2 separate regions of the Mus musculus genome follow, and region 1 is linked to region 2. Evidence: chromatin loops called from intact Hi-C (ENCODE). Cell type or tissue: heart. All regions are shown on one strand. Links, peaks and the distances in the headings refer to the core of each region. The heading gives the core; the rest is flanking DNA. Region 1 holds the start of Zzz3 (zinc finger, ZZ domain containing 3). Region 2 overlaps Nexn (nexilin).

Region 1 (9,221 bases), core at 2,608-6,607, 140 kb before region 2:
ACCCATCTCTTGGGTGGTGGAGGAAAAAGAGCTCTAGGCCAGCCTCCTGTGGAAGCTCTGCCTCAAAACACAAGAGGGCAGGAAGAGGTAAAAACTGAATTACAGTGCAGTAGGGTGCTTCCCTAGCCTGCCTGAGGTCCTAGGTCCAATCCCCAGTGTTGCACGAAGCGGGAGGAGCAGGACTAAGTAACCAGCTTGACCTGTCCTGCAACAGTGCGGTCCGCAGGGAAAGGTACAGAACTCACTTATCCGACAGGATAGAAATCATTATACAATACTACAGGAAGGAGGCAGAAAACAACAGAAAGGTAAGAAGTGCAGTGTCAAACAAAAATGTCAAGTCCAGACAGCCAGTTTCAAAACCCAGACACACCTTTGGGACTTTGCAATGCAGACTGATACACATATACTTTTTTCTAGTATGACAGTGGTTACTGAAGTGAGCCAATTCAAGTCAGGTTAGATTCTATTAAAGGCAGGTTTATTGGGAAGCTGCTCTCAGGCAGAGTTCACTGGCCCCAAGGACTGAGGCCAGGGAACTCGCCATAGGGAAAATGGGACAGGAAGAGAGAAAGACAGAAAGGGTGCACCCACAGAGAGAAGAGGAATACCACAAAGTCTAGATGATATAGAGGAGAGCCTGGGGGAAGGCAGGTAGGGGCTGAGGGACACTGGGAGGATTTGGAGGCCAAGTCAGCTTTGCTATGTAAAATATGCACCTCAGTCCCCTGTCTAGGGGTCTGGAACCAAACAGTTACCAGAGTTTTAATTACAGAAAATTATATAAAAATGTATCACAATTATACTAAATGCTGCCCAAAACATCCTAACACTCAACTGTTACTTATAGTTTAACCCCAAACGGAACTTTTACTTGAAATCAGTTTTCTTCTTAAAGCCCCTGCAACAGCTTTTCATCATGTACTTTACTATAAAATGTACGAACAATTCAATGCAAGACACTTTTTTCCTCTTCCTTGATTCTTTTCTCAACCTCAAAGTAAATTACTTGTAAAAGACTGGTAATCTACAAAACTCACCACCAAAAACAGTTTGTAGAACAAAGTTCTTTTGTTTTTGAGGACTGGTTTCTCTGCGTAGCTGCCCTTGAACTCTATCAGTAGACTAGGTTGGCCTCATATGCAGACTCACCGGACTCCCAAGTGCTGGGTTTAAAGTCCTGCACCACCACGTCCACAGGAGATTCTCTAACCCATACAACAAACCAATCATTATTATGCAAAATTTAGGTGGATAGCTTTGCAGAAACCATTGCAAAAGTGTGACTTCCATTGCTGACTTTTGTTTTTCTCCTCTATGTATGTGACCTTGGGTTTCACTCATCACCCAGGATGGCTTTGAACTCACTATGTAGTCATTAAAGCTGTTTAGTCTAAAACTCAGTAATGCTCCTTCCTCACTCTGCATGCTGGGTGTAAAAGCATAAGCCACCATATCCAGCTCCACAGATTATGAAGGAATCCACAGAATGTCACTCACCTGCTGACCTGCAGTACAAGTGTATCTAGTGTCATCTGAAGGTGACCTATACAGCAGTCTAAGAGACATTTAGGAATTGGGTATCGTACACTCTGTATTCACAACCTTTAAAGTCAGAGGTGGAAATATTGCCAGGAGTTCAAAGCCAGTACAGTCTGCATATAGACAGCAGCCTAGCCAGGGCTATACAGTAAGAGCCTGTCCCAAAACAAATAGCCCCTCTCCCAAAAGAACAACTAACTTGTCTCTCCTACTCTTTCCTAACTGGTCAATTCAAGGTCAATGGACTTGCCTACCCTGGCCTCTCTGCATCCCTAACTTGTATAGCTCCACTGTCAGCCTATTTTCCTTTCATCTTCTCCACATTATAACTCAACATGTCTGTCCTCAATCTTCCTACCTGCACAGACTAATTTAAAAAACAAACAAGGCCGGGCGGTGGTGGCACACGCCTTTAATCCCAGCACTCGGGAGGCAGAGGCAGGCAGATTTCTGAGTTCGAGGCCAGCCTGGTCTACAGAGTGAGTTCCAGGACAGCCAGGGCTGCTAAGAGAAAAGACCACTGGAGTCATGTACAATTACTTTTTACTGCACCCTGTCTAGTAAAGAGAGAAATGGTGACTGCCGGCTGCCTCTCAAGTCTAGAGGACTAGAGGAACTAAGTTCCAGCGCAGCATGAGCTACATTGCCTGGCTTTTTGAATTTTTAAATAGAATTCTACCACTGCTATGTTTTTTCAGAGGAGTAATGACAAAAATGACACTTAGTGCTCCTAATGTAAGCAGATGTTTGTATTAACTACTGGTGTCTATCGTTCTAGTGATTGGATTAAACTACTACTCTGAGGGGCTAGAAGAGACACCTCAGCAGCTAAGAGCACTTGCTGCTGATCCTCTGGTTCCAAGCACCCACATAGCAGCGCACAACCACCGCCTGTAACTCCAGGGACTGTTGACAATCCTTTTCTGACCCTCAAGGCCTCCTTGACCACAACACTAGGGCACATACACATAAAATAAGCATCTTTTTAAAACTCAGGGTCAAAATTTTAAAAGAACTAACATCCATAGGCATGTTTTTGGTTTAGAATGCATAATTGGTACTTACATAAGCATTAAAAATTATAAAGCTGATGTTTCCTTAAATCTTTGTTTTAAAAGAACTTTCTGTGTGCAAAGCTACCAGCACCCTAGAACATTTCCACTGCAAAAACAAACAAAAGCTCTATTATTGGAGCTATTAGATACTTTCACCAAGTTATCTACACTTGAGTCCTGACAACAGATCTAACACTATATAATTTTATCTAGTGGATAATTTGCTGCTTGTAAATGCTATGAAAGTTTATTACCAAATCAGCCCTCCAACTTAGCCCTGACAACTTAGGACAAAGCACGGACCACAAAATGATCAGGTTCAGGGTAGAAAACTGAGAAGTTTGTAAAACAGAATAAAGAGCATTTTACTCTCCCTTTCTGTAGGTAGTAAGTACACTTTTGTAGTTTCAAAGAGACAGACAGTGGTTAAGAGTGCTTGCTGCTCTGTCTTGCGGTCCAAAGTTCAGACCCCTTACTCTGAACAGTTTAGAAAGTCCTGTAATACTGATCCTGGGGATCAGACACCCTCTTCTGGCTTCCAGAGAGCTGAGCACATACAATATCCAAGATACACAGGCACATAATAAGTAAATGATAAAAAATTTAAAATGGTATGTGCTGGCTGTGATAACAAATGCCATGAATCCGGGCCCACCTAGTCAGTTTTAGAGTATCCGGGGATACAGATAGTATGCCTGTCTCAGAGCGAGGGGTGGGGCGGACAGGATAACTATGAATGAATTATCTATCTAGTTTCCCGATTGTGTAGCTTCCATACTTTTGAATACAAAGAAATGAAAACAAATATGGTAAACTGACTTGTGAGTGGCTGTTCTAAGTAGAAAAAAGTGATTGACTCATGAAGACACTTATGACCGACCTCAAATTTAAGAAGTAGCGGGATTTTTCGTTAAAACAAACCCACTACTATTTTCTGCAAAACAAAACCGGCACCCCAGAATACCAAAAATGGTAGCCCCAATCCCTACCGACGTGAGTTTATCAGCATGTACAGAACAAGGATTGTATTCTGACCTCGGGTACTGTCAGGGGTGAGGGGGCCTCCCAAACACTGCCAAAAGTTACTGTCAGCAGCCAGGGTGACGAGGAGAACTTCCCAATAGACAAGTGGGTGGCTAAATGACGCCCGGACACGAGAGATGCTATGCGTTCTGTTGGGAGACTGGGGGAAGATTCTGCAGCCACAGGCGACAGGAAAGTGGAGCTGTCTGCAGAGAGGGTAACTGGGCAGAGGGGGCGGCGGCGGGCGGGGCGGGCTGGCAGCGGCCTCCGGGCCGGCGAGCGAGCGCCGGGCAGCGGCCGGCGGGGAGGTCTCCGCAGGTGGCGGGCGCCCGGGGGCGGGAGGAGCGCGGCGCGCGACAGCCGCTCTGCACCGCCGCAGGCGACGGCGAGGCGCGCGCACGAAGGCTCCCGGCGCCCGGGCGCGCGCCCCGGCCCCTCCCCGACAACTTGCCTGCAGGAAAAGAGTTACTGGTCCCAGGGCCCCGAGAACCCGGGGCTCCGCCATCCAGCGCAACCGCTCTGCCAACCAGGTCCCGCGAGAGTCCGGAGATCTCGCGATACCGACCCGCTGGCATCTCGCGGGCGGGCGTGCGCTGGAGCCAACATGGCGGCGTGGGGGAAGCTAATCACTACTTCGGGACTTTGAACGTGTGGTTCGTCCTCGCACTGGGAGGCCGCGGGCAAACGGGAGGAGAGGCAAGCCTTCCCCGCCCTGGATTCCTCCTCTGAGTCGTCTGAGGGGAGAAGGAAAGGCGGGACGCCAAACTCAGCCCTCTGCCGCCCTCCGGACGCCACGGAGGACCGCGCTAGCCCTCAGCCGGCCTGGCCTCCGGTCACGTGGCCGTCACGTGAGCCCCGCGCGCGCGCCCGGCGCCTCCGCAGGCCTCCCCGCCCCCTCAGCCGCGAACGCGCGCGCCCGGCCCACGTGGGGGCGCCGCCGCCGCCGCCGCCTCGGCCACCCCCTCCCGGCGCTCGCTCGCTCTGAAGGGCTCCGGCCCCGCGCGCGCCTTTCCCTCCGCGCTCCGCTCCCGCCCCTGCGCCGGCCCCGCCACGCGCCCCGGGGATCCCGCTTACCTCTCGCGTGGGGCGGGCCGCTCCGGGAGGCGCCGCCCGCGTGGCCGCCGTCGGCCGCCGCACTGGCTCCAGCGCCCTCCGCCGCAGGAAGCGCCACAGCGGCGCCGCGGCGCTTCCAGGTGGGTCCCCGCCTCCCGCTCCTCCACTTCCCGCAGCAGCGGCGGCTCCTTCCGGTCCCCTCCTTCCTCGGCTCTGAGACGCTGGGAGCCGGGCGCTCGGCGCGCCACCTACTGGTGGCCGCGGCCGCTGCAGCGATCCCGACCCGGCCGGCCGGCGGGCGGGAGGATTCACCGGCCCAGCCCGCTGCGTGCTGTGATCCGCTCTACCTTCCCGGAGAGGCTCCCCGCCCGCGTCCCGACCTTGCCTGGCCCCGCGGCGCTTTCCGCACGACGCCCCGGACTGCCGCGCCAGCCGCCGCCCGCTCAGTACGCAGGCGCCCACCTCTCCAGCCTTTGCTCACCTCCCTCCCTAGGGCAGGACTCTTCCCCAGCTCCACCGCGACTCGTCGGCAGTCCCACCAGAGTACACCTTCTCCACCGCTTTTATTTTCCGTACCTTTAAACAGCACTACCCGCCAAGAATGAAGTCTCTTTAAAGGCAGGGCGTCTTTTCTCTTAGCTTTTGCCCACAGTTGTGTCCAGCACCAAGTATGGCTCAACCCATAGTGAAAACTGGTTATTTATGTAGCTCAGCGTGTGCTTACCGGAACTACGTGAAGCTCTGAGTTCAATCCATAACACCGCCCTTTCAAATATACAGTATTAGCAGTGCAGCAAAGTAATGCCCGCCTTCAGTTACAGGGATAAGTATTTCCTCTGGGTTGATAGCACCATAGGCCACCACTTCTGAGCTGTGGGGACGCTCATGCAACCCTTTGGCTATTAGATTGTGTTCCAAAAAATACCAAGTCCACTGGTAGAATCCATTAACTGGGGCTCTTCGCAACTGTGCAGTATGGCTTCAGTGCCTTTCTTTGTTTTCCTTAGCTGGAGCAGTTTTGTTTTTCCAAGGAAGTGGGTAAGTGTGGTTTCTTTTCAATTGCTCGTAAGTTATTAGATCATAGAAGTGGACTTGTATTTGGTTGTCTCCAATTCAACTCAGAGTAATATCTGCTCCAAAATAAAGAATACCAATTATAGTTATACTGACTATCACACCTGCCATCTTGTGTCTTAGAGACACTGCTCTCCATTGCCTTAATTTTCCTAGTAGTGGGGTCTATAAGGCCTCACCACAGCACACCCTCCCATGGTTTTTATTGAACTGTGTTGGACTTGCAATAGGCAGAGATATAAAAATAACACGATTTCCCAGCCAGGCAATATGCTACCTGCATAGGCTAGCTACTATTGGGATGGTCAGAATTTATCTGCTGCTGGGAGCATTGTCTAGCCACACACACACACACACACACACACACACACGCACGCACGCACGCACGCACGCACGCACGCGCGCGCCATTATTGGACTGTCATCCGTTTCCAAGAGAACGATGGTTGTAACGATAAAGGTCCCCACAGGTTTACTTTCCCTTTCTCTTCCGTGGGAATGGTACCACCGCACTAATACGCAAACGTTTTGTTTTGTTGGTTTTTCGAGAGAGGGTTTCTCTGTGTAGCCCATGCTGGCCTGGAACTCACTTTGTAGACCAGGCTGGCCTCAAAATCAAAAATCTGCCTGCCTCTGCCTCCCGAGTGCTGGGAGTAAAGGCGTGCACCACCACCACCCGGCACTAATATGTAAACATAAGAGAGAAACCCAACCCATGGCCTTGCTAACATTTGTTGGCAAAACAGGCATTGCGATTTGAAGCTTGTTTTCGCTGAGGCAAGCTTCTATAGTCAAGGCTGATCTACAATACTCTCCCTGCCCTTCCCTCCATCCGTGTGTGTGTGTGTGTGTGTGTGTGTGTGTGTGTATACATCCTAGAACTCTTCATTTCCTGCCTCTGCCTCACAGTACTGGAATTATAGGCTACGAAGCAAGTTTGAGGCCAGCCTGAGTCACATGAAGTTTTGAAGAGAAAGAGTTAAGAGAGAACACTCCACTGAGCTATAAGCACTCCTACTCACAGGTTGAAAAACACTTGAATAAGTCTCTTAGAAGGAATGTTAGCGTTGAAGTATATATATCTCAGTGATAAAAAGCATTGTGGTTGTTAGCTTTGATCCTTATAACAAAATAAGAAAAGCAAGGGACAGATTTATTTTGCTCAAGTTTTAGCCCATGGTCAACTGACTCCATTGCTTTTAGACCTGTAACAAGGCAGAACATGATGGCAGAAAAAAGCTGTTCAGCCTCAGGGAGCAACTAGGAGGCACAAAGATACGCAGGTCAGGGACAAGATGCAGCCTGTGGATGAGGCTGACATCCTCAGGTGCAGCCACCTCACAACACCCCCAGGTGGTGGTGTTTCGACACAGGATATATTTCATATCCAAACTAAAGTAAGATAGTGTTCAGCATGTGTAACATCCGACATCAGGATGAGTGAGGGTGCTAGAGTTAGAAAATCACCATTTTTAAATGCACAGTTGATAAGTTTTATTTATAGTTAGCTGTTGTTTTGGGACGGTCTTGTTCTACAGCCCACAAACTTAGGTTCCTCCAGCCAAGCCTACCAGGTACTGGGAGACAGATGCCAACCACCATGCTGCCATTCTGAAACAGTTTAATAAACGTTATTATAGCAAATAACTTCCTAGCTTATGCTTTCAAATAAGATATAATGAAAGGCATTAATACTAACAGACTTTACACCTTTTTTAAAAAGTCTATCAAATAAATTCAACATTCAGTTTATACATTTTAGAATTATTTTTATTGAATGAGTTTTAACAACATTGCAAAGTCACCATGAATGCTGTCCCTCAGTCACCTGCATGTTTGTAGTTGCATATAGTTGAGCTTTTGACATCACATGATCAAGCAAACAGCAGTGAATACTCTATTATTCAAAAAGACTTTATGCATTTCATTAAAAAATCATTTTGCAAGTGGTTTCAGCTTTATCAACAATCTCATTTGACACATTCCATACTTCATGCTCTCAAAATAGAAGTGGCCTAAAACTAAGGGGTATTTTCTTGTTACTAACATTAATGAATACCATTCAGGTCTACAGAACTAAAGTTTAACATTTTACATTATAAGCAGCAATAATTTACTGATATCTGGTAACAAATTCCACTAAAAATGAATACATCCCGTTACATTCAAAAAAGACATTTTGTAAATTGTAATATGCAGTTTTATATGCTGCAGTGCAAAAGCAGTAACACCCACCCACCTGATGTTTCCTGAGCGTTAGGAAATTAACAATGTGCTGACCACCACTCTCGGATTTAACATAGGTTCATTACTATGCAAATTCATGTCAAAATATACAATTAAATTAGCTTTTTGGAGAAATGAAAAAGCTTAGCCAGTTATGATTGGTTAGAGTAATAAGAACATTATCGAAGCCAAAGTATTTACAGTGCTACAAAGGGTTTGCTGGATCTGCCTGTAGAACAAAGGTCAGAGAACCTAGTTACCAACTGTCCCTTTTCTTTCAAAACAGTACACTGAAAGATATTCTGGTAAGCTACTTAGCATTAAATATACCAACTTATATAACATTTTAATATACCCTTCCATAATGCCCAGTACAAAGGAATAAATGAGAAAAAAGGATGAAAATCAAGAGAATCAACATGCTTTGCGGAATGTTTTGAATGTGTGTGCATCAAGTGAGAATAACTTCTCATTAGAGCTCTGTGTCCTCAGAACTACAAAGAGCGAGTTTCTACTTCAATCTTTTCCTCTGCTTGGAGTACATCAGGGTCAACATGAACAACTGGAGGTCGGAGGATAACTTCAGGCCCCCCACCATATATAGACTGCAGGAAATTCCATGTTTCTTCTGAAATTTGACCAGAGTCTGCTCCTAAAATTGTATGTATGCAAAAAGAATGATATTTACAAACATGAATCTTAATATAGCTTTTACAGTATATCCAACAGAGAAATCCTCTATGGAGGACTGAGAATTCTGAAACCTTCAGATTATCAGCTTGTATGCTATAAAAAACAATATGGAGACGGTTTCCAAATGTCTAGAGATCCATTTTCCAAGCTCCAACAACCCTAAAACCTTCCTAAAAATAAGAAATTTTTACCCTTTCTGTTACTGTAAGCCTGACCATTTCTGAACTAGGTAAATAAATTACATAATAGCTGGTTATTTTTTTTTTAATCAATAAGAACTCATTAACAAAAGTTTCAATATTAAAGCATGATGGTATACACCAGTAATACCAACAGTTGGGAAGAAAAGACAGAATCACAAGTTAAACCTCTCCGCTGCATTCAAGGACAGCCTAGAGGCCATGCTACCGTGTCTCAGGACAAAGCAATCCTGTGTGTCTTAAACTTACCTTGCTTGAGCATCACACTGCCACATTTAGTAACCGCAATTTTAGTGTTGTCGATTGGACCTGGGGGATCTAAGTCAAAAGGATAAAAAGATTATAACATGTCCACT
Region 2 (9,221 bases), core at 2,223-6,222:
TTCTTCTTTTTTCTTTGTTTTTTTCAAGACAGGGTTTCTCTGTATAGCCCTGGCTGTCCTGAAATTCATTTTGTAGACCAGGCTGGCCTCGAACTCAGAAATCAAGCCTGCCTCTGCCTCCCAAATACTGGGATTAAAGGCATGTGCCACCACCATCCGGCATTACTTTTTAAGATATTCACTGTGTAGTGAGGCTTATTTTGTGGTAGTGTATTTTTTTTGTGTGTGTGTACATTTTGACTCCATGTATGTGTGTGCACTGTGTGCCTACAGTGTCCACACAGGCCAGGAGAAGGAGTCAAAACCCCTGGAACTGATCCTCTACAAAAGTCGTAAGTGCTCTTGACTGCTTTAGCCCTTCAGTATACATTTTGGTAATGGTGTTATCGTAGGCATGGAAATCAGTGCCTTGTACATCCATGGCTTGTTACCAGGTTGGTGCCTGTGGCAGTGTGCTTTCTACACTCTAGAATGGGTGGATTTAAACTGAGAAATGTTCGTTATATATCATGATTTGTATCATAAAATTCACCCACACACAGTTGAAAGCAATGAGGGAAGCTGGGTATAGTGGTGTATTTGATCCCAGCACTCGAGGCAGAAGCAGGATCTCTGAGTTCGAGGTCAGCCTGGTCTGCCCAGTAATTCCAGGACAGCCAGAGAGACAGAATAGAGATTTCCTCAAAAACAAAACAAACAACAAAAATCCTTCTTAGGTAGTGTTATGGGAGTGGGAAGAGGAAGTCACTATAAATGGACTGACGTGTGTCAGCTTGTTGCCTAGAGAAGGAAGACAGCCATGAACTGATAAACAAATGGAATGATCTTAACTATGAAACTTAGACAGCACGGGGAGAGATTTTTTAAGAGAAAGGACTTCCAGAACCTCTTGTCCTTGTCTCACTTATTTTTAGGAGTGATTCTTGTGACTCTAGAGCTTGCCCATTGTCTCAGCTTTGTCATAGTCCTCCGAGAGGAAAGCCTAGATTAGATTGGCCTGTGGCAATGTCTGTGGGTAATTATCTTATTGTTGATGCAGGAGGGTCCAGCCCACTGCAGGCAGCAGCATCCCTAAGCAGGTGGTCCTGGGCTCTATAAAAAGCCAGCGAAGCGTAAGCCCTCCCTGAGGGTCTGTGACCTGGGTGGGTAAGTCAATTTCATCCCTTCATTCCCAAGTTGCTTTCAGTCAGACCGTTTCATCACAACAACAGAGTGAAACTAGAAGAGCCGTGAAAAGCAATCAGTTCTTATCCTACCTCCCTGTACCCCACTGACTTTTTAGCCAGAATTCCAGGTTCCCCATCCCGACTCTGGCCCTCAGGCTGTCTTCCATTTTAGATAGGCAAGGAAGCCCAGAGCTCTCCAGCAGTTAGGACAGATCCGGAACTTCCCGACAACGTCCTGGCTGGCTTTTGTGATGGCTAGTGGAGTATGACCCTCCCCACTTTACTTCCTGCTATGTCAGCTGAGCGGTTAGCACAAGGCTGCTCTTGAAATAGTCTCAGTTTTCATTTAAGCTGATAGTGGATCCGACCGCAGTACTGTTTGTTATCTTGGCCTCTGTCCCCGTGCTCAGGAGCTTGCCCTGTGTCCTGGCTGGTGTATGAAACTCTAACAGCATTAATGAGCATAGCAGGTTTAGTTAACAAGGCTCCAGTGTGATAAATATACTTTGAAAAGCATTACCACCATGTAAAGGAATAATGGTGTAACAGTTACTACAGGAGAATATCAAAGTAGGCTGCAACTTAAGTTTGCTGGGGGTTGGGCTCCATCTCACAATATGCCCTAGTTTGTGTTAGCTGTGGAGTCACCTGGAAAGAGTCTCAGGTGATCTTTATCAGGTTGGTCTGTGGTTTTGTCTGTGTGAAATTGTCTTAATTGGCCTAGGAGGACCCAGGTGGTCCTGGGCTGCATAAGGAAGCTGGCTAGGAACAGTGAGAGGGAGAGATGGGGCAGTGCCCACGTGCAGCCTTTCTTTCCGGAGCTCCCACTCCCGCCCTTTTTGTGCTCCTGCGCTGCTTCCCTTCAGTGGCAGATATGAGCCAGATCGATTCTTTCCCTGCCCGCCGTGGTTTTAGTCAGGGTTTTATTGCAGCAACAGGAGGACACCAGGACGGTAAGATCCAGTTTCCTGCTTTTGAGCTGTGGTGAAGGATCTGACAGACTTTATAATGTACTTTTGCTTTCCTTTTACCAAAATACAGCCTTAGCTGTATCGTCCTAACTGGCCTTGAACCTGTGGTTCCTACCTCATTCTTCTGAAGGCTGAGCTAGACATGCGCCATCCTACCTGTTAGTCATTTTCATGAATTAAATGAGGGACGGTTATATGTAAGTTTTTCTTTTCTTTTCCTTTGATCCAGGGTCTTGTGTAGCCTGAAGCTCACAGCAGTCTTCTGCCTCAGCATCCCTAGTGCTGCAATGGCTTTGCACTTGCTATAGCTGACTATGTTTTTATACAAGTGAAAATTGATAAACATTTATCCTTAAACTTTATGAAGTTCAAAACAAATTCATTGTTTCTTTCAAAGACTTAGGTTTTAACGTTTAACACTTATTTAACATTTATTTACATACTTAACTTTTTCATTTAAAAGTTCCAACAAAGCCATTCCTGGCAGTAGACACTGTGATCTCACATTGGGGAGGATGCAGCAAGAGGATTGTAAATTACAAACCAGGACAGGCCTAATCTACAAAGAGAGTTCTAAGCCAGCCAGTGCTACAAAGTGAGACCTTAAAAAAAAAAAAAAAAAGGAAAGAAATAGAAAGAGGCTGGAGAGATGGCTCAGCGGTTAGGAGAACTGACTGCTCTTCTAGAGGTCCTGAGTTCAGTTTCCAGCAACCACATGGTGGCTCACAACCATCTGAAATGAGATCTGATGCTCTCTTCTGGTGTCTCTGAAGAAGGCTACAGTATACTCACATAAATAAATAAATCTTAAAAAAAAAAAAGAAAAGAAAAAAAGTGGGGTGGGGTGGGAGGAGAAGTCAGAGGCCAGCCCTCATCCCTGCATCTGTGCACCAGAGGGAGGGGGGAGGCAGGGAGCCAGGGAGGTAGGGGCCTAAGACAAAGAATTTACTTGAATTCAGTGAAGAGAACCTGCCTGGCTGCCACTGTCTGGACAGTTTTGCTCTCCTGAGATTATGTAACAATACGATCACCATTTGATTTCAGATTTGTTTTGCACATTGTTTGCTGCTGAAATGCTTTGGTTGCATATGTAAAATGTGAAGGAAGACAGGGGAAAAGGAGAGGCTAACCACAGGTCTGAGGACAAGTTATTCCAGGGAGGGGAAGAGGGCAGCTTGGTGGTTGAGTTCATACATGTGAAGCCCTGAGTTCATACAGCCTGGGAAACAATGAGCTGAGAGCTGGAAAGACTGTTCAGTTAGTGTGCAAGCATGTGCAAGCGTGTGCAAGCCTGAAGGCCAGTGTTCAAATCTCCAGAGCCCAAATAAAGCTATGGTAGATCTTGGCATCAGTACCCCCAAAACTCCTAAAGGGAGACGGGAAGCAGACAAGGCAAGCCCATCCTTGAAGCTCATGGGCCAGGGAGTATATGGCACATGCAGCAGCCAGCCAGAAAACCCACCTTAAACAAAGTAGAGGTGAGGACTGCCCGAGGACCTGTCCTCTGACACACACGTGCATGGCACACACAAGACTGAATTCAAAGTTACAAATATATACACACGCAGAATAAGGTCTATAAGAAGTGTTAAACCTAGCGTGCTGACCAGTTCTGTTCTGAAGGTTTCTTTTCTTGCTGTGTCCGAGAACCGTACCAGCACAGCAAGTGAGAGATGCCTGGGACCTGCCACATGCTTGCGGGGAACTGAACCTGGGTCCTCTGGAAGGGCAGCTGAGCCATTTCTGCAGCTCTTGTCCTTGACTGTTCAAGGGCTTTGCCTGGGATTACATTCAGAACTTCACAGGATGGCATTGTTATGCTGCTGCTGCCCCCATATGGCAGCTATAGATATTGCACCTGGCTGTTCAGAGTGCAAAAGTCACTTTAACAGTAGAGTCAGAAAGACTTCTATGAGCCGGGCGTGGTGGCGCACGCCTTTAATCCCAGCACTCGGGAGGCAGAGGCAGGCGGATTTCTGAGTTCGAGGCCAGCCTGGTCTACAAAGTGAGCTCCAGGACAGCCAGGGCTATACAGAGAAACCCTGTCTCGAAAAACCAAAAAACCCAAAAAAAAAAAAAAAAAAAAAAAAAAAGACTTCTATGCTCCTAGATAGAAAGTCATCTGGTATTCAGTTACTGGGTTACAAAATGAGTTTAAGCAAATTTTCCTTTAGCATTCTAAATATAATGAGATCTTAGCCTAAATCTTTACTTTCTAGAATGGGAATTGACTTGATTTGATAGCGTGCTCTTTTTCTTTAAGTTCAGTGACTCTCAAAAGGTGGTCTCAGGACCTGTTCCGTATGGCTAAGGACATCCATCACCCTTATGCAGTTATGCAACCTGTGTGAGGTCATGTTTTCTCTATAAATTTCGATTAAGATGACATGTCGTAGTATTTTGAATGTAGAAGCAGATATAAGAATGTATTCTCTTGTTAGGCCAGATATAAAAGAGGTTTTCAAACCTATGCCCACACTCATACACAAATAAGTGAATAAATACTTTTAATGAGACCCTTATATTTTTTATAGCTATACTGTATCCTATTAGACTTTCGGATCTGTGAGAGCGTCTCCTGTTTGTCACTGTATAATAGAACCATGGAAATATCCTAACAGACTATAGAAAGATGCTCGGAGAACACTTCTGAATTGATACATATATTAGTTTGAAGATTTATTTTATATGTCTAGGCATTTTGCCTACACATGCATGTCTGTATTCCACATGCATTTGGCCTATACATGCATGTCTGTGCACCACATGCATGCTTGGTGTTTGCAGAAATTAGAAAAGGGCGTTGGAGCCTCTGGAACTATAGTTAACAGATAGGCCGAAATCAGCCAGGCAGGTGCTGGGAAGTGAACCCAGGTCCTCTGTAGCCACAGACAGTGTATGAGTGCTGAACCAGCTCTTCAGGATCCATGTTTATCTGTTTTACCTTGCTTTTAGAGATCACTGTGAGTGGGAGTAGGGTGTGCTTTAGTGTGTGTGTGAGGGCCAGAAGATGACCATCTGGTGTCAGGTCTCTTTCCCATGGGGCACTATGCTACCAGTACCCTCAGGAATAGACCCTAGGGGGAAAAGAAAGACAGAGAGGAAGGGCTGTGCTAGAACCTGGGTGAGAGCAGACTCCTGACTCTTGAGACTCAGAGCAAAAGAATCATTGCCAAGCACTACTGTGGAACTTTAAAACTCTACCAAGAATGTATAAAGTTATTATTCTGATAATTTGTAGTAGTTAAACATGTCACAGAAGCTAAATTAGAATATTTTCCCTATAGCAGAGATGGTAACTATGTTTTCATTGAACCTTGGCACCGATTGAAAAGGAGTTGATAATTTTAAAACAGTTGCCAAAGTTCTGGAGAAAAGTGAATTGTTGAATGGATACTATCAGTGTTATAGGCCATCTATGAATACTGTGAGCTAGAAAACCCGTGAACTGGTAAGCATAGTTATGCTGCAATAAGCGCCTCTGCACTAGAAAGCAAGTCCCTGCTCGGGGACGTATTTGTTGGCTGGTACTATACAGAAGCTCAAAGAGGAAGATGGTAAAAATGAGACAAAGACTGTCACAACTACCTCACTGTTGAGATGTGATTATTGTACCAAAATGTTGTGCATGATTGATGCATGATATTTGGAATTTGAGGTTTCCAAAAGATTGATTTAAAAGTCCTGCTCAGGTAGTTTATAGTGAGAATGGAAACAGGGGGCTCTAGAGATGACTCAGGCAGTGAATCATTTGCTGAACAAATGTGAAGGCTTGAGTTTCGATCCCTAGCACCCACATAAAAAGTTGAGCGCACAGACATCTGCAAACCCAGCACTGGGGAGAGAAGCAGGTGGGTTCCTGGAGTTCACTGGCTAGCCAGCCTTGCGAAGTCAGTGAGCTCTGAGTTCAATAAAAGACTGTCTCTACCTCTAAACTTAGACATGTGTGCATGTGAGTACATAGGTGCATGCACAAACAAGCACGCATGCTACATGTGCCCCGGGACGCCCACGAAGATGCTAGAAATTGAACAAGAAAAGGTCTTTCAGGCTTGTCAGTTTTTGCATGAATGCTGAAAGCTTTCTCTGATGGAATTTATTTTAACTATAGTGGGAAGGAAGCTCCAGAGAGCACCTGATCCCCTGCAACCTTGGCAGGGAGCATAAAGTGCGCTGGGTCTGGGAATAAGAGCAGTACAGACTATGAGTGCACAATGGGGCCACTAGCTATATATGCTGCTCCCCAGTTCTGCCCGAGAGCTGGTTCAAATCTTATGAGACAGAAAGAAAGTAGACTGACTACTTGTTTCAAGGCATTTACTAAGATCAGGACATAGGGGCAGTGCCTGTCTCTTCGGGGCTCCATTCTTTAGCATCTACCAGAGAGAGCCTCACACACAGTAGGTGCTTAACAAGCACTGTGTAATGAATGCAGTCCTCTGTTTTTATACTATCAATGAAGGATGATTATATTGTGGGGGTGGTGCCTACACCTTTAATCCCAGCATTCAGGTGGTAGACTGGAGGGAATGGAAAGTTCTAGGCCAGCCTTTGCTACATAGTGAGACCTTATCTCTAACACAGAACAAAATAACTCTCCCCCAAAGCAACAAAGACTACAGGCACCTTCCTAAAGAAGATGTGCACGTGGAAAGTGCGCATGTGGGAAAACGTATAGTATGTTATCAGAAAAATGCCAACTAAGACGAGATAGCGTTCAGCACAACAATAACCATAACCCAGAACTGGGCATCAAGTGAGAGGCAAGAGTGGACCAACCCAGATTCTCCTCCATTGCTAGTGGGACGCAACCACTTGCCCCACTTTGAGAGTCAGTTTGTTCTTTGACTGTGCTAAACACACTTTCTGGTTAGTGCTGTAGTTTTGTTTTTTGAGATGGGGTTTCTCTATGTAGCCCTAGCTGTCCTGGCAAGCCTCAAACTCAGAAATCTGTCTGTTTCTACCTCCCGAGTGCTAGGATTAAAGATGTTCACCATCACCCAGCTGCTAAACACAGTCTTACAATGTGATCCAGCAATCATGACTTGGTATTTATTCTGAGGGATTTGAAAAGTATTGCTATTTAAAGGCCTGCATGTTGATGTTTAACATCAGTTTTGGGTTGGGTTTTTTTTTTTTTGTTGTTTGTTTTTTGTTTTTTGTAAGAGATGTAACCAAAATCTTTTTCGTTGGGTGAAGGGATCCACATACAATGAGCTGTTATTCAGTGTAACTAAAGATTACACCACCACCACCATCACAACCATTGGCTTGAAAGGGACATTTTTAAAGGCTCTATTATGATCAAAGTGTGTTCATATTTAAAAGAGTCGGATTACAGGAAACAAAAAGGATGAATTTAAATGAAGCTTGGTCAAACTATTCTCAAGCTATCTGGTGCTTATAGTATAGTCTACTGAGTAAGTCCACAGTACACATTTGCCAGGTGCCTTTGAGGGCTCCTTAAGCTCTTCAGGACTATATACACTTTCCTGGGCTTTTTAAACCATGAACCTTTTATTCTCTGTATATAGTCTTAAAGGAGCTGAAGATTATCACAACTACTTATTTGAACTTCTGAAGTGAAATACAAAATTTATATATTCCTATATAAATATATTAAAATTTAAAATATAAATTACACATATATGTATCTATACAATTTACAATATTACAATATATACAAATTGTATCTTTAAAAGCTTATATTGATAAAATATATCAAAGGGAAGGTCATTAAAATTCATATACAATATTGTCTTATTTATTTATGGTTTTTCGAGACAGGGTTTCTCTGTGTATCCCTGGCTGTCCTGGAACTCACTTTGTAGACCAGGCTGGCCTTGAACTCAGAAATCCACCTGCCTCTGCTTCCCAAGTGCTGGGCTTAAAGGCGTGTGTGCCACCACGCCCGGCTTTATTGTCTTTTGTTTGTCTGAGACAGGGTTTCACTCTGTAGCTCTGGCTGGCCTGAAGCTTTCCATGCAGACCAATTTGGCATTAAATTCAAAGAGATCTGCCTGTCTCTGCCTTCCAAGTGCTAGGAATAAAGGTGTGTGTGCTACCACACTTAGCAACATCATCATCATCATTATTATTATTTTCAGGTACAAAAATATACAAGGCTTCAGCCCCAAACCACATAACCACATATAGCAAACATGAATGACGTTTCGCAAAAGGCAGAGGTAAGTAAATCTCTCTCTCTCTCTCTCTCTCTCTCTCTCTCTCTCTCTGTGTGTGTGTGTGTGTGTGTGTGTGTGTGTGTAAGTGGGGTGGAGAGAGGCAGGAAGAGACTTGGAAAGGGAGGAAGAGCTGTAATGTAATAATACATGTTTAACTGGGGATTGTGGGAATGGTCACAGTTAGGTGTTTGTAACCTTATTACAAATATCAAGATGCACAAAGAGAGAAGATTCAGTTTGTACACGGTTGTGGGTCACTACTTGATCTGGGTTCTGAATCTCTGCAAGGCTGCAGTGGTCTTAGAAATGACTCCTTCAATGCTGTGTTAATGAGGCTTGAACCTTTGGAGGTGATAATTCAGTTTTTTTTTTTTAAGATTTATTTATTTATTATATGTAAGTACACTGTAGCTGTCTTCAGACACTCCAGAAGAGGGAGTCAGATCTCATTACGGGTGGTTGTGAGCCACCATGTGGTTGCTGGGATTTGAACTCCAGACCTTCGGAAGAGCAGTCGGGTGCTCTTACCCGCTGAGCCATCTCACCAGCCCGATAATTCAGTTTTAGGAGGAGGACTCTTAGCATCTTCTAAAAACTGCAGTAGGAGTCCTCTCTTTTCCCCTTTCAGTTTCTTGGCTATGGTTACTGAGAATTGAGAGATCCCAGATGCTGACACTCAAAAGTGACAAACTAAGAGACTATGAGGGCCAGATCTGCCACATGATCTGTGCCACATGATCTGTGGTAGACCGTTAGGACAGAGAGTTTGGCATTCTGACACTCAATTTTATTTACAGAAATTTCTTTCACAAACTTCTAAATAAGATGAGAAGAATCTGCATTACTAGTTTTAGAACAGGGAAACCATTTCTCTAGTCTCCCATTAGACTTACTTTCTT

Evidence for each region. Hi-C counts contacts between places; a loop is a spot of excess contacts. Peaks named below come from ENCODE experiments on the same cell type or tissue, not always from the same donor. Only the 100,000 strongest peaks of a DNase experiment are listed, where the experiment ranks them.
Region 1: a loop joins it to region 2, with 3 times the contacts of the local background. A loop is called at or near these places in 1 of 42 quality-filtered maps.

The regions. Positions count from the first base shown.
Region 1 is chr3:152,391,612-152,400,832 of GRCm38, reverse strand. It overlaps Zzz3 (zinc finger, ZZ domain containing 3), which reads right to left and starts at 4,830. Exons shown (of 14, transcript NM_001080755.2): 1 at 4,695-4,830. Usp33 (ubiquitin specific peptidase 33) reads right to left here. Exons shown (of 24, transcript NM_133247.3): 23 at 9,115-9,183; 24 at 7,216-8,624. The coding sequence ends at 8,467. In heart, for the core only: a CTCF peak has its summit at 4,932 (motif pointing left); DNase peaks (open chromatin) are centred at 4,192, 4,462 and 4,852; H3K4me3 peaks cover 3,355 bases; H3K27ac peaks cover 2,751 bases.
Region 2 is chr3:152,254,389-152,263,609 of GRCm38, reverse strand. Nexn (nexilin) reads left to right here. Exons shown (of 14, transcript NM_001357206.1): 2 at 8,245-8,325. The coding sequence starts at 8,299. Among named protein-coding and RNA genes, the nearest start is that of Nexn, 6.8 kb to the left of the region's middle. In heart, for the core only: a CTCF peak has its summit at 3,972; a DNase peak (open chromatin) is centred at 3,929; H3K4me3 peaks cover 411 bases; H3K27ac peaks cover 1,251 bases.